Regions from separate parts of the Mus musculus genome. Here region 2 is linked to region 1. The links are chromatin loops, found by intact Hi-C in ENCODE. Cell type or tissue: left cerebral cortex. All regions are shown on one strand.

Evidence for each region. Peaks named below come from ENCODE experiments on the same cell type or tissue, not always from the same donor. Only the 100,000 strongest peaks of a DNase experiment are listed, where the experiment ranks them.
Region 2: a loop joins it to region 1, with 2.6 times the contacts of the local background. A loop is called at or near these places in 10 of 42 quality-filtered maps.

What each region holds. Positions count from the first base shown.
Region 1 is chr12:98,623,913-98,631,912 of GRCm38, reverse strand. It overlaps Spata7 (spermatogenesis associated 7), which reads right to left and starts at 3,771. Exons shown (of 11, transcript NM_001289572.1): 1 at 3,579-3,771. The coding sequence starts at 3,597. In left cerebral cortex, no CTCF peak of the experiment used is centred here; DNase peaks (open chromatin) are centred at 3,223 and 3,789; H3K4me3 peaks cover 2,097 bases; H3K27ac peaks cover 1,244 bases.
Region 2 is chr12:98,320,677-98,328,676 of GRCm38, reverse strand. No RefSeq gene overlaps it. Among named protein-coding and RNA genes, the nearest start is that of Gpr65, 56 kb to the right of the region's middle. In left cerebral cortex, a CTCF peak has its summit at 4,323 (motif pointing left); DNase peaks (open chromatin) are centred at 4,000 and 4,320.

The DNA.
Region 1 (8,000 bases):
ATAAAAAACAATATAGAATTTTAAAAAGAACACATTTATTTTTAAATAAAGTTGCTGAAACTTTTATTCAGCTAGGCATGGTGGTGCATACCTATAATCCCAGCAGTTCAGAGGCAGAGGCAGGTAGATCTTTGAATTCCAGGCTAGACTGGTCTATATAAAAAGTTCAAATCCAGCCAGGGCTAAATAATAGCACCCTGTCTCAAAAGAAATCATTGTTATGTTACTACCAACAAAAATTTATCTAATAGGAAAAATCCTATGACCACAGATTGAACATTTTTTTTTTTTTAAGGAAATAAGGGTTGGGAGGATGGCTCAGGTGATAAAGTGGCTGTCACATACACACCAAGGAAAGACCTGAGTTTGGAATCCACATAAAAAGCCAGGCCTGGCAGCACATGCTTTTAACTCCAGCTTTGGAGGGGATAGGGTGGGCACAGATAGGTCCCTGACACTCTGTGACAAACTACTGTAGCTGAACCAATGAGCTTCAAAAGGCACTGCCAGTTTTAGTTGTAACTTGACACAACCTAAAATTACCTGTGAAGAGTCTCAGTGAGGGAGTGCCTAGGCCGCATCTAGACCTTTGAGCTCCCACTGTTGGGGAATACCCATTGAGATAGTTCATCACAGAACAGGCATAAAATAGTGGGAGGCCTTGTCTTAAGATACAGGCGGAGAACACCAGGGAGACACTTGACCTTAGCTCCCAACCGACACATGGGTGCACACCCCCTTTTTTTTTTTTTTTAAGAAAACAAGCTATTTTATGTGAAGCACTGTCTGTATTGGAGGTCTGTGCCTGACAAGTGCTCTCCACTGAATTGTTTTCAAACTAAGTTATTTTCAGGATGGTTTACTTTGAGACTTTATTTTTACTGAAGTGATCAATAGGTCATTTATGTCACTTTATATATAATGATTTCATTTTGTTCACTACTGACACATTGGATTTTTGTTTTGAGATAATATATATTTTGAGTTATATTTATTATATTATTTTCTTTTGAGATTAGGTCTTACTATACGGCCCAGGCTAAAGCTGGTCTTGAATTCCTGGACTCAAGTGATCCTGCCTCAGCCATCCAAGCAATTGGAATCACAGGCACACACCAATGTACCCAACTAAACACACTATATTTAAAGAGAATTCCAATAATGTAAAAATAGTGTCGGATCTTTCAGACTTCATGGGATTAGAAAATTACATAGACACCATCACAAAATAATTTTTCTCCACAATTTAATTGTATGTCCGGTAATGATATTTAAAAAGGAGCAGAGTTTCAGTGTTATTATAACTAGTATATAGAACATGAATACTATAATCCTCAGGCAGCTTTTTTGGTTGTTTCTTCTTCATTTATTTACATTAAGATATGCACTCACTGGTTTCTAACATTCCTAACAGATAAATGTCATGTTTAAAACTCACAGGGCTGCAGGGAGGCCTAGACAAGTCATTTTACCTGGGCCCTCTCTCAGGCATCGCTTCTTCCAATGCGGACATTTTTTCTGTTTCTTGATATGACTTTTTTTTTTTTTTTTTTGCCAATGCAAGTGTTAGGTAATACTGTAGTAATTACTACTTATAGCTACTTTTATGACTGTTTAACAATCCTTTCTACTCATTTAAATAACTTAGGCACAGGTTCTATATCTTGACTGGACCCAGAATGATCTGAAAGCAGTCTTAAGCTAAATGCCCAGAAAAAGAGCAGTCTTGTCTAAATTAAGACTAAAAATTGCTGCATGAGATGGATGTGGTGTTGGTGGGACAGTCAAATTCTTCAGCTCAGTTTCCTAGAGAATTTGATTTTATTAGCAATCAGAAGAAACTTCACTGAGGAAAAAAAAATGGTGTTTCAGTACTTTCCCAACATTTCTGCAATTTTAGGAATAGGTCACTTTTAAAGGTATTTCCAAGGGAATGACAGATTAAAAAACCTTTCCCAAGCTCTTCTCAGTTGGCTGTCCCAACAGGTTGTCTCCTCCTGTTTTTCCAGCACAGGTTGCTGATATACAATGAATGGTGGACCAATAGTCTCATTTTTTCCCCTTTCTCCTTCCTCCCGTCAGACACTGGAAATAGAGCCTTAAAGGTGATCAAGCCTAGCTCCCCATTTTTCAACAACTAAGGCTTGGCAACGTAAAGTAACTGTCAGGACGCCTCATTCGTTGCTATCAGAGACTAGATACAAGACCTCACTAGTTGCTATCAGAGACTAGATACAAGACCAGTTGTTCTTCAAGCTGATGGCTTTCTGCCGTATCACACTCTTGAAGGCTGACCTCACAAAAGCATTTGCTTACTGTGAGGAAGGGAGGAACGTTTTCCCCCTTGGGTATCTTTAGTATCTAATATTCTGAAGTAGCTGAGGGAACTAATAGAATCTAAGACGGTTACTTTAAACTAAAATTAAGCATTGAGGTTTCAACTAAATGAATGGTTACTTATAATTTAGTATATAAAAACTAGCCCAGATACTTATTGAATATAACATTTATACCAGGAACGATGTTATTGATATATGTTATGGGCTAAAACTGAAGCCACCTAAAAGTATAAACCCATTTACATTTGTCACCTCATTTAAAAATAAACACTAAAACCTCACTAAGTCTATTACTAAACAAATGTAAGTAAAAGAACTTGAGGGTTTTAGCTTCTTAGTCTGGGGCTTGTTCTGTGACCAACCATGACACTAGGGGAATTATTTATAATCTTTTGTTTTATTCATTTCAAAATATGAATAATACCCATTTAACAGGATTTGTGTGTAAACAAGTGTTGGGTTACGGGTGGAACACTGCAAAGGTTTAAAGTTTATTTTGTAACCATTTCTGAAGACCATAACAGCATTTGGTGTGTTTTCCTCTAGAGCTTAGGTTGGGATGGTGTCTGAATATCCTCCCCCCCCCCCAACCTTGTATGCTAAGCAGAACACTTATTTTGATGAAATTATTGTAGAATAAAGGTGCATGCAAGATGAAAGCAAGGCTTAATTAATCATTAGCAGGTCGATTCAAAGGTAGTCTTTTGCTATTAAACATTCAGTCCAATGACCAGCCACATTGGAAGTTTATTACAAATGCAGTATCCCAGCTCCTACCTTGGAGCCACTGAATTATAACCAGCTCTGGGTGAGTCAGTTCTGGAGGGAGGGAGAGAAGGAGGGAGGGAGTGGAAGATTTCATGTACTTAAAATGCACCAGGAGCTTGCTGTATATTATCTGCACTTAACCCCCAAGAACTCCGTGGCATGGGTATTTACCCACTACCTTCAAGATGAGCAAACTGAGCGCCGTTTCTGTGAAAGCAGCCGGCCTGATCTGGGGCTCAGGTTAGATTTCAAAGACCAGGCTAGTATTCCGCCTAGAAGATACCCAAGTGATACAGGCTGCAGGGTCCCAGGATCAGGGGATGGATGTCAGGCAGTAAATCAAAGAGCCGGGCATGCGGGGCCTCCCTGAGCTCAGGGCGTTTCTAGTTCCAGCCATTACCCTGCGACACTGAAGGAGGTGGCAGGCAACCTTAAAGGCCATGGGCAGCCTGGACCCGCGCAGTCCCTTACCTCTCCGGCTGCCATCCATGCTTAGTCCTCCTGCGGCCTCCGCGGTTGTATCCCCTTGGTTCTTACTGGGATGAAGCCGAGCTCCCCCGCAGCGGAGGTGAAAAGGAAAAGACCAGGACCGCGGGGGCGCAAAGGGTCACAGCGACAGTCGCCAGGGCGGTTGCTAAGGGCGAGCTCCGCGGCTGCAGATTATGACGTCACAACACAGGGACCTGTGCTCCTAGGCCCCGCCCCGCCCACGCCCCCAGGCACTCCTGCTTACCGAAAGTGCCAGCAGCCGGCGGGAGGATGGCCACGGGTCCCAATCTGTTGTTCTGGGATCCTGGCAGTTATCCAGAGTGAACTGTCCGGAAAGAGAGTCATATCTGCTTCTGCCAGCACTTTTAACTTGGATGCCTGTGATTCGAACTCAAGTCCCCAAGCTTGCAGCGCAAGCGCTTTTGACACAGCAGTTATCTAATGCAGCTACTCCCCCCCCCCCCGCCCCAAACCCCAAGTTTGTATTGTAAGCATTGCAATTAGTGTGAATTTCCTTTCTGCCTACTGAGTTCCTCAGCTCCTGCACTCGCTCTCCCTTTATCTTTAAAGCCACAAAGATCGGTTCATTTTGAATGGAAGAAGGCAGTGAGAAAAGTGTGGATGTATTCCGCTGCTTTCTGCGAGTTGTTTATTTTTGCAGTAGTTAATTGTGTATCCATGGAAATAAGAGCAGAACGGGGTAGAGGGAGTGCAGAAAGCATTCTGTCCCGCTAGGCTTTTCAGCAACCCGTTCTTGAACTTTTAGGCTGGATGGATAAGTCCTTGTTGTGGTATCATATAGCAGTATTCCTGGGCTCTGCCCACTAGAAGACCACAACCCATTAATTGCAACCTAATTGCAACCAAAAATGTCACTAGGTATTGCCAAAGGTTGCCTGAGGAGGAAACTACATCCCATTTGAGAACCTCTGTAGTCACAGAAAGCATACTGGATTCCGAGCCAGATTTGCTGAACTTTGAGCGTCTAGATATTATGGTTGGTTTTTATGGCACCCTAGTGAAAGTTAGAACCTCCAGAATAGGGAGGCTTTCCGGATTTCCTTAAATGATTTGGAAGGGGCTGGGGAGATGGCTCAGCGGGTAAGAGTACTGACTGCTCTTCCAGAGGTCCTGAGATGTTGGCTCACAACCATCTGTAATGGGATCTGATGTCCTCTTCTGGTATATCTGAAGAGAGCAATGGTGTACTCATATGCATTAAATAAATAAATAAATAAATAAATAAATAAATAAATAGATAAATTTTGATTTTGAAGACCCACTCTGATTGAAGGTGTTATCATCTACTAGCAGTCCAGATGTAAACGGTCATGGCTGAAATTCACCTCTTCTGGCTTGTCCTTTCCTCAAGTTGCTTTCTTCTGCTGCTGTGGTTGAATCCTTCCACACCAGAATCAGTTCTTTTTAGTTTTCTATCAGGATCTAAGGTTCAGCAGCTCTCTCTTTCAGGTTTTTTTTTCACCAGATCAGGACAGCTGAGGCATCCAGCCTTGTGGACAGAGCAACTATGCCAGCCTCCCCAGTGAGAGATGGGCACCATGGGGTGGGGGTGGGGGTGGGGGAGTTACTCTGACTACAGAGGCACTCAAGGATGAAGAAACTACTGAGTTCTCAGCCTCTCAGCTGTAATTCAGCTGTATTTGCTATTTGTAAGCTGACTTAATAAGTACACACACACACACACACACACACACACACACACACACACACACATCCTGTTGGGTTCTGCTCGTTTATAGAACTCTGTGGACAGTGCTATCTCTAGGCAGCTCATATAGAGGAATTTCAATCCAGCAACATGGCTACTCTGGCTGGAATAGACACACCTTGAGTACACCCCTTTAATCCCAAGCAATAAAAGTAAGGTTAGTTTACAGAAGGAAGGAGCATGTTTGAAAGGGCAGGTCAGTGAGTCAGTGTAGTTAAATTCAGTCAGTTGGGGTCAGTGCAGTGAGCGTGGTGAAGTGGATTGGAGTTCATTCGTGAGTTTATGCAGTTCAGTGCAGGTCCACAGAGGCAGGTAAAGCCAGAGAAGGATCAAGAAGATTAGAATAAATTGCCAGAGTTAGTTTGAAGCCAAACAGAGCAATTCAGTGAGAAGCTGAGAGAAGCCAGTTTGAATCAGTCATCTTGGTGAGGGAGGAGTTTGAGCCAGAATAGCTGAGTTAAACCAGCCATCTGGAGTTCAGAAAGACCTAGCAAGGGTGAGTTTATCCAGCAGTTAGCCTCCAAGAGTACAACTACATTAGATGAATAAAAAATATTTTGTAATATGGCTTTGGATTGTGTAGAAAAGCAAATTGAGCAAGCCTTGAGGAGCAAGCTAGTAAGTAGTGTTCCTCCAGGGTCAGCTTCTAGGTTCCTGCCTTGAATTCCTGTCCTGACTTCCCTTCATGATACACTGTAAATTGTAAGTTGAAATAAACCATTTTATCCCTAAGTTGTTTTTGGTGGAGGTGTTTTATCATAGCAATAGAAATAAGATAGCTAGGATAGCTTACAAGTTTGATCATGAATTAAATTTTAAGCCGGGCTGAGCCACAGGTCCCTGTTTATGTAAATGAAAGGGATGCTGGAAATCGTGCATATAAAAGTGTTATGATATGGACATTGCCTGTCCAAGAAAATGTGGTACTCTGCATGTGTCAGGGTTTTCTTTTCTAAGACTTCTGTTTCAGAAGAGCCAAATATAAAGAGAGCTAGGCTTAAGGAAAGTAAATCAGAAATCCTATAACAATGAAAGGAGGGAAAAAAAAAACAGGAGTACTACTCAGCTATTAAAAACAATGAATTTATGAAATTCTTAGGCAAATGTATCTAGAGGTTATCATCCTGAGTGAGGTAACCCAATCACAAAAGAACACACATGATATGCACTCACTGATAAGTGGATATTAGCCTAGAAACTTAGAATACCCAAGATACAATTTGCAAAACACATGAAACTCAAGAAGAAAGACCAAAGTGTGGATACTTCGTTCCTCCTTAGAATGGGGAACAAAATACCCATGGAAGGAGTTACAGAGACAAAGTTTGGAGCTGAGACAGAAGGAAGGAAGGAAGGAAGGACCATCCAGAGACTGCCCTACCCGGGGATCGATCCCATAATCAGCCACCAAACGCAGACACTATTGCATATGTCAGCAAGATTTTGCTGACAGGACCCTAATATAGCTGTCTCTTGTTAGGCTATGTCAGTGTCTGGCAAATACAGAAGTGGATGCTCACAGTCATCTATTGGATGGAACACAGGGCCCCCAATGGAGGAGCTAGAGAAAGTTCCCAAGGAGCTAAAGGGGTCTGTAACCCTATAGGTGGAACAACAATATGAACTAACCAGTACCCTCAGAGCTCATGTCTCTAGCTGCATATGTAGCAGAAGATGGTCTAGTCATCCATCATTGGGAGGAGAGGCCCTTGGTCTTGCAAAGATGATATGCCCCAGTACAGGGTGGGTTGGGGAGGAGGGCAGGGAGAGGGTATTGGGGACTTTTGGGATAACATTTGAAATGTAAATGAAGAAAATATTTAATAAAAATTGTTTAAAATAAAAAAAAGAATTTTACTAGAAAAAAAAAAAACCCAAACAAACCAGAATCCAAGTTATGACAATGCCCAGAATACTGGTATGTTAAGACATAGGGAGGAGAGAAAATTGCACTTGAAATATGATGATTCTATGTCTCCAACAATAGTTTGGATGATACAGAGTAAGGGGACCAAGGGAGATTGCAGCTGTGGGCCAGAGGTCAAGAACATCTACTGCTCCTGCAGAGGATCCAAGCTCAGTTCCCAGCTACCACATCCAGCAGCTCACAATTAACTTCAGCTTCAGGGCATCTGATACCTTTGGCCTCCAATGACTCCTTCACTGATGTGTGTACACCCACACATACTCAGTTAAAAATAAAATCTTTTTTTTAAAAGACAGAATTGGGTAGTATGTAGAAAGCAGAAAATTTTATTCCTACTCATTGTTACTTAAAATTCTAAGATTCCCTAAGGCATTCATTACACCATTAGCAACTTAAAAATCCACCTTGCTTGTAATACTGTGCATAATAGGCCTCCAGTAAGCATTTGCTGAGTTTGACGAGAGCTGAAATTTAGAGGGCAAACTGAAGAAGGCAACACAATGATTTGGGTCACTAGAAAGACATGCGAGCTCCTCTTATCAAAGCAGATAAAAATATAAAAATATTCTGCCCTGGGTCCTTTGGGTATATATTATGGCTTCCATTTTTGTGGGTATTTTTTTTAAATATGGAATTCCTGTGTGTGTGAACATGTATATCTCTACATGTATTTTTTTTATTATTATGGTTTTTCTTTGGCTAATTTTCTTGTTTTTGTATTATTCTCATTTGTTCGTTTTTGATTTGT
Region 2 (8,000 bases), 300 kb after region 1:
CAGTCTTGATATTTAGAGCCACGAAAAGCACTGCATTGTTTCCCAGACTAGGATGCTGGACCAGGGATCAAGTGCTTAATTAAGGTCGTTAGGAATATATTACCTGACAATCCTGACCCAATACTCCTTAGTTCTTTGAATTTTGAGCAGGAATAATATCCTAGGGAAATACGACTGATTTCAGCCACTTGTCTCTCAGCTTGTGTGAAACACCAGTGCGACACAGTAAACAGCTAGTCCCAGACAACAATTGAGTCCTGAGGTCTATCCGGCTGTTCACCACTGTCTCTATACCTTTCTTTGGCTGAGAGGTCTTAAAGAAGCCAGTTAACCAGTCCTCAAAATGTCCAAGCATAAATATTAGCCCAATCTGATCAGTGGTCCTAACATCTGTAGAAAGTACAGAGGTGCCTTGGAAACCAGCTCAACTCCCCTTCTTCCCCTGGCTTCACCATCCTGTAGCCATGACAGAACTGAGCTGTTGGGAGAGGTCTGTGAAGACTCTGATGGTCTTTGAATGCAGATTCCCTATGAACTAACCAGTACCCCCGGAGCTTGTGTCTCTAGCTGCATATGTATCAGAAGATGGCCTAGTCAGCCATCAGTGGAAAGAGAGGCCCATTGGTCTTGCAAACTTTATATGCCTCAGTACAGGGGAACGCCAGGGCCAAGAAGTGGGAGTGGGGGGGTAGGGGAGTGGGGGGGCATGGGGGACTTTTGGAATAGCATTTGAAATGTAAATGAAGAAAATACCTAATTAAAAATAAAAAGAAACAAACAACAACAACAAAAAAAGAAAGTAAAGAAAAGAAATGTACTCCTATCTGCTCCCTGTGGTATTTCATCTTAAGGATGCATATCCTAATGCGTATGTCACATTAAGAATTTTGATCTAGGCAAACCTGTGTGCATATGTGTGTGCGCTCATGCGTGTTTGTGTTACACAAAGGAGACAGCAACTCAAGTGCTAAGATGACGATCTCAAATTGTGGTAACTTGGTTGAGAATATGAAAGACTACTTGTGGACCTCTCCATAAGCATATGGGCTGTTTCCTGGTCTGGGTGTGGCAGGGACCAAGTTTGCACATGCTTTTTTCTGATGTCTAGAATCACTGGATAGGTCACCTTATGTGGCGGATGGATTTGCGTATGAGATTTAGTTGAAGATATTGAGGCAAGGAGATTGTTGTGGTTTGTTGGTTGTGCCCATTAAATCTTTTTTTACCCCACTTTTCATTTAGTTAAGCATTATTTTATTGTTGTTCCTTTCAATAATTTATCTTTTGTTCACTTTACGTCCTGATCACAGCCCCTCCCTCCTCTCTTCCCAGTCCCACCCTTACCCGCATTGCCCTCTCCTTCTCAGAGAAGCAGAGGCTCCCTTGGGTACCACCCCACTCTGGGACATCTAATCCCAGAAGGATTAGACACATCTTCTCCCACTGAGACCCAATCAGGCAGTCCAAGTAGAGGGAAGGGGACCCAATGGCAGGGCACAGAGACTGAGACAGCCCCCACTCCACTTGTTAGGGGACCCACACATGTACGAGGTCTAGGTCCAGCTCCTGCATGCTTCTTGGTTAGTGGCCCAGGCTCTGTGAGCCTCAATGATCCCAGGTTAGTTGACTCTATAGGTCTTCCTGTGGTGTCCTTGACTTTCCAGTTTGCTCCCTTCTATCCCAACTCTTCCACAAGACTCCCCAAGCTTCAGCTGGCGTTTGGCTGTCCGTTCCTGCATCCACCTCCATCTGCTGCTGGGTGAAGCCTCTCAGGAGGTCTGATTGCTTTCTCCCACGCTGATAATGACTTGTTTTTCTCTCCTGAGATGCTTTCTTTGTATTTAGCTTTCAAAAATTTGGCTGTAATGTGTCCTGGTGTGGATCTCTCTAGATTTATCTTGTTTGGGGTTTATTTGGTTTCTCAAGTCTTATGTCTAGTTTGCCACACGTTAGAAAAATTCCATCTGTCATTCTGTGAATATTTTTTCAGGCCCCACTTTCTTTTCCTCTGTTTTGAGAGTCAATATAATCCCTTGTGCCTTTGAGGTTCTCTTTAATTTCCTTTATTTTCTCTCTGTATCTTAAAGTTTCCCCCTCCCTCTGTCTTACACGCGTTCTCGACCGGCCAGGAAAGACGCAGCAAACCAGAATCTTCTGCGGCAAAACTTTATTGCTTACATCTTCAGGAGCAAGAGTGCAAGCCCCAAAAACAAAAACAAAAGCGAAACCCCGTCCCTATTAAGGAGAGTTATCCTTCGCCTAGGACGTATCACTCCCTGATTGGCTGCAGCCCATGGCCGAGTTGTCGTCACGGGGAAGGCAGAGCACATGGGGTGGAGAACTACCCTTGGCACATGCGCAGATTATTTGTTTACCACTTAGAACACAGCTGTCAGCGCCATCTTGTAACGGCGAATGTGGGGGCGGCTTCCCACACCTCTGTTTTCTCTGTTATTTTAAGCCACATATTGTATTTTCATATTAGTTTTCTTGTATTTTCTCTTCTTTTTGGTTTCAAACTCTTTGATTTATCCCCTCAATGTCTTTATCATTTTGACAAGACATTCTTTTTCTTTTGTTGTATGCATTTTCACTTACCTGAAAATTTTCTTTATGATGGCTGAATTAAAATCTTTATCAAGCTTATCTGTGGCACATTGATACTATCATCTGTTTATAGTCTTTTCTCATTTAGCTTGGGGAAATTCCTATTTATTGGTATATGTCAGACTATGGCCAGTATTGCACCGGTGTGCACATCTTGGCATGCAGGCTGTGTTGCAGTTTGTAGCGTTCACATCTGGGTTAGCTCATTCATGCCAGTCTCCTCCAGCAGTTCACACAGCCCCTTCCAACACTATAAAAGAGAGCCAACAATGAGGAGGCATCCAGCTTGGTTAGAATTAATTTCTCTTCAAGTTGTGTGGTGTTTCAGCAATAGACTATTATCTACACTGCACGAGACTGTATTGTTTTGGGGACATCTGAGTTTCACTGACCAGAACCTCATAGGAAGCAACCCACACCCAGCTCTAGAATTTTTTTAAAAATAAACAATAGCTTTTAGGAACAGTGTTATCCAGCCATGACACGTCATGTATCTCCCTTTCAAATCCTTTAAAATTGTATATTGGGAAAGTATCTTCACCAACCCTGATATATATGTATATATCACCAGCCCTGCATTATTATATAACCTACTACTCTATAAACCATATATATAGAGAGAGGTAGGTTTCTATATGGCTTTTTAACATGTTGTTTATTTTCACTAACCCTTCTTTTCTCTTTTCTCTCCTCTCCCCACTACCTAGTCTCCCAGCCACTTGCTTAAACAAACCCTCCCAACTCCAGTTTTTTCTGCCTTCCAGTTTTACAACGCCTTCATCATTAAATGCCCCACCTTGGGACTCTATTGAAGTTTCCTAACTTTTCAGGTGTTCCAGGTTAAACACACAAATTTAAAGACTCAAAGTTTGGATTCATGAAATGAAATATGGACTATTTGTCTGCTGGACCTAGGTTAACATATTCAGTATATTTTCCCCCCAGTTCTGTCTAATCACCTGTGAATTTTGTTTATCCTTACAACCAGATAAAATTCCTTTTCACTATATATTCATCTGTTGATGGACATCAGGCAGATTCCACTTAGATATTGTGAACTGAGCACACCCTAACATGTAAATCCTTACCTTTGGTTTTTTTGGTTTTCTTGATGATAGCCATTCTGAATGGGGCAGTGAAAAATCTCACAGCATTGTAGTGTTTGGTCCATGTTGCTTGACTCCATGAACTTGGGAAGAACAAGGTAGCTCCAGGAGTGTATGGAGACTCTCATCACAGACAGTACTTGAATAAAAAAGGGGGGGGGGGAATCATAGCCAGATATAATCTTCAAACGCCTTCTTCCATTGACCCAGTTCTTCCAGTTAGACATCACGTCATGTTTCCACCATTTCCTAAAATAGTGCCACCAGCTGGAGTCCAGGTGTTCAAAGATTGACTCTGTAGACAGCATTTATATCAAAATCATAGCATGGAAGAGTTAACAGAACCTCGAGAGGCAGATACATTTGTTTCTCAAATGGGCAAACTACCCTTTCTAATCACTTGCTATAGGTAATAGTCTAACCTTCTTAACAAACTTCATTCAAAAACCCATGGAAATATTGTGATAGATTTTGTTACTATTTTAAAGGGAAGTAAGTGGTGAAATTTGTTTTTTAATGGGATTTGATCACTTTAGAAAACATAAGGCTCCCAGAAGCTTTGGGGGATTGTCTACTTGGTGACTCCAAAACATGTAAGTAGAAGCCCTCTAGTGGAAGGTTCCAGAATCACTCCTGTAATGACTACAAATGAGAGATTTATGCCCCTCCTTAGATTTGGGAACAAAACACCCATGGAAGGAGTTACAGAGACAAAGTTTGGAGCTGAGATGAAAGGATGGACCATGTAGAGACTGCCATATCCAGGGATCCACCCCATAATCAGCATCCAAACGCTGACACCATTGCATACACTAGCAAGATTTTATTGAAAGGACCCAGATGTAGCTGTCTCTTGTGAGACTATGCCGGGGCCTAGCAAACACAGAAGTGGATGCTCACAGTCAGCTAATGGATGGATCACAGGGCTCCCAATGGAGGAGCTAGAGAAAGTAGCCAAGGAGCTAAAGGGATCTGCAACCCTATAGGTGGAACAACATTATGAACTAACCAGTACCCCGGAGCTCTTGACTCTAGCTGCATATATATCAAAAGATGGCCTAGTCGGCCATCACTGGAAAGAGAGGCCCATTGGATTTGCAAACTTTATATGCCCCAGTACAGGGGAACACCAGGGCCAAAAAGGGGGAGTGGGTGGGCAGGGGAGTGGGGGTGGGTGGATATGGGGGACTTTTGGTATAGCATTGGAAATGTAAATGAGCTAAATACCTAATAAAAATGGAAAAAAAAACTGGCTGAAATCTGGTTGAAATGTACAGATCAGGTGAATGTGAAGAAGGATTTTTAAAATAAAGAGATGATAAAAAGTCAAAAAAAAAAAAGTACAGAATGCAATTGAGCTCCTAAGAGCAAGTTGGATCAAATATCTTTATTAGTAATACTCATCTGCAACATAGCTTGTGTTATCACTTTCTTATGTTTTTGTCAGTTTACCTGAAACAACCATTACTAGTCTCTGTAAATCTTAGGTGGATCAAGAATGGTGTGTGGTCTTTGGTACAGACACTGCCTTGATTTCTATCAATCTAGAACCAACTTTGATCAATTACTACATTGGCTCACAGTTGCTGGATGGCACAGGATAGTTGTAACTTCATGACTGAGAGTGAATCCCAACTGTTTCTGGTAAAGAACACATTTATAAAGCCTATTTTCACATTGTGGCAGGAGGTAATTGTCAATGACTGTAATGAATGAAACCAGTTTTCAGAATAGATTATTCAGAGGTCATTTGTAGAAAGACATCTAATCTTTATGTTCATAAACTGTCTTTGAGTCAATTTATCTCTCCTGATTTCAGCCATTTTGGAGCTTAGCTGTTTGCTCTACATAGAAAGAACACCAATCAATTATGTTAGACTTGATTATACCATCGGGAAGCACCTCCACTTCGGTTAAATAGTGGGAATTTCCCGAAATCATAATAATTAGCATGCCCATTACTAAAGTTACTTATTTTTCTAGATTCCTGGCACACCCACACCCAATGACCTCTGGTAATGTCTGGCCACAAGAGAAGTTCTCTAACACCCATCTTCTCTCCAAACCTTTCCTGCTTCTGTGACTTCTTCTAGTTTGTGTGCTAGTGGTGAGCTCCCTGCTCTCTTATCTATTTACCTTCCTTCCACTTTCTTCTTCCTCTTGTATTGAACCTGTTCTTTGGCTGAAGTTGCTCCTCTCCTTGCCTGTCTTTCCTTTAGCAAACCCGAACACTGGGATGCCGCTCAACACACTCCCTCACAGCTTCTTAATTTCCCAACTTCTCAGTTTTCCTCCTGAAACGTCCACTTCTGTCCATCTGGTCAGTTGGCCTTGTGTTTACATGCCTGTACCCTTGCCTTTCAAAGCCCGGAGCCTGAACTCTTTCCAAATAACCAAACAGCAACTGCTTCCCATTTTGATTCATTCTGCTCCTTGGTCTCACCTTACTCTAAGGGATTCCCCAACCTACTCCCCCTCTTTGGGGGCCTGGATAGCTCTTCCACCCTTGGTGTCAGCAGAGCTGTTGTCACTTTCTCAATCTCTATTTCCTACAGCCTTCTCATGCTCTTTTAGAGACTGTAGGTTAGTCACAACCTTCCAAACCCAAACAGATTTGCTCATAGGTGTCCTTTTTCGAAACAACAGAGTTCTGGACCCCATAACTGCTGTGAAAAAGAGGAATCCATCGTTTTCTATAGGATGCTGCTATGTAAACCAGTCTAGATTAGTCCTAGATGCAGCAAGGAAAATCAGTGCCCCAACCTGAACTCCCCTGATATTCTGCCTCTTTATGACAATGGCCTGACTATCTTCCTTCCTGAGATTTCTTAACTCTACTGATCTTTACATCCTATCTTCTCAGCTGCTTAACAAGTTGGCATCACTGAGAACTCCTTTACACAAAGCCCTCCCTCAAAGACACATTGACAACCTCTTTATCCAAATTTCTGATACCAGAGCCTGGGCCAAGACCCTTCTCATCCACCCTGCCCTTGTCCATCAGGAAAGAGTCATGAAAATGACCATGTCCCGTCCCCCCCCCTTTTTTTCCTATCTAATAGACAAAAGTCAGGAGGGATGGCCATGTCTGTGCTCTTTTGTGAAGCCCCTACATTTTGGTTCAACAGTAGTTTTGTCAGAATCCACAGTAATTTGGTCCCCAGAAGCAAAGAAACTTATTTTTCTAGATTCTTGACTTCTCTGCCTTTGAAACACACAGTAAGAGTCACTAGGAGAGAAGTATACTAGTCACATGGCATTATTTGACAGAATACTTACTGGATATTCCTAGTAACAGCCTAGTAACTACAGACTAAGAGTGGGAAGTGTGCCATTCCTCCCCTCTCTTCTTCCACTGAAGCCTAGGAGGTAGGTGCTCCATCTCTGCCATTTGCCATTTGGGCCTTCTACACTGCTGCCTTTCTGCCCATCTCTGGTATTGATAAAATAGATAAATCTCTTACCTAGAGATACATGCTGTCACAGTGTCCCCTCGAGCCTTATACCTGACAGTTTAGAGTTTCCCACTATGACCTTTGTTCATAATGTGTGTGCTGGTTTTCCCCATTGGCAGTTAAGTGCTACTGTGCAAGATTTCAGCCTCTTTGGTGCAAAGTTTCCTTCCACACAAAAAGACTAATAATAATATTTTCCTCTTAGTGTTGACACGAGAATTAAAAAGTGAAAATTCCTTAGCTCTGCTCAAGGAAAAACCAGTTGTTAAAAATACCAGCTATTGTCATGATTGCAAACAGCCCACAGAGGAATATAAAATCTTTAAAGTTAGCTTTCCTACAGCCTAAGTGCTAACAAAGTGACTCCATTTTCTTTTTTTTTAAATATTTTTTATTATTACGTATTTTCCTCAATTACATTTAGAATGCTATCCCAAAAGTCCCCCATACCCTCCCCCCTACTTCCCTACCCACCCATTCCCATTTTTTGGCCCTGGCATTCCCCTGTACTGGTGCATATAAAGTTTGCATGTCCAATGGGCCTCTCTTTCCAGTGATGGCCGGCTAGGCCATCTTTTGATACATATGCAGCTAGCGTCAAGAGCTCCGGGGTACTGGTTAGTTCATAATGTTGTTGCATCTACAGGGTTGCAGATCTCTTTAGCTCCTTGGATACTTTCTCTAGCTCCTCCATTGGGGGCCCTGTGATCCATCCAATAGCTGACTGTGAGCATCCACTTCTGTGTTTGCTAGGCCCTGGCATAGTCTCACAAGAGACAGCTATATCAGGGTCTTTTCAGCAAAATCTTGCTAGTGTATGCAATGGTGTCAT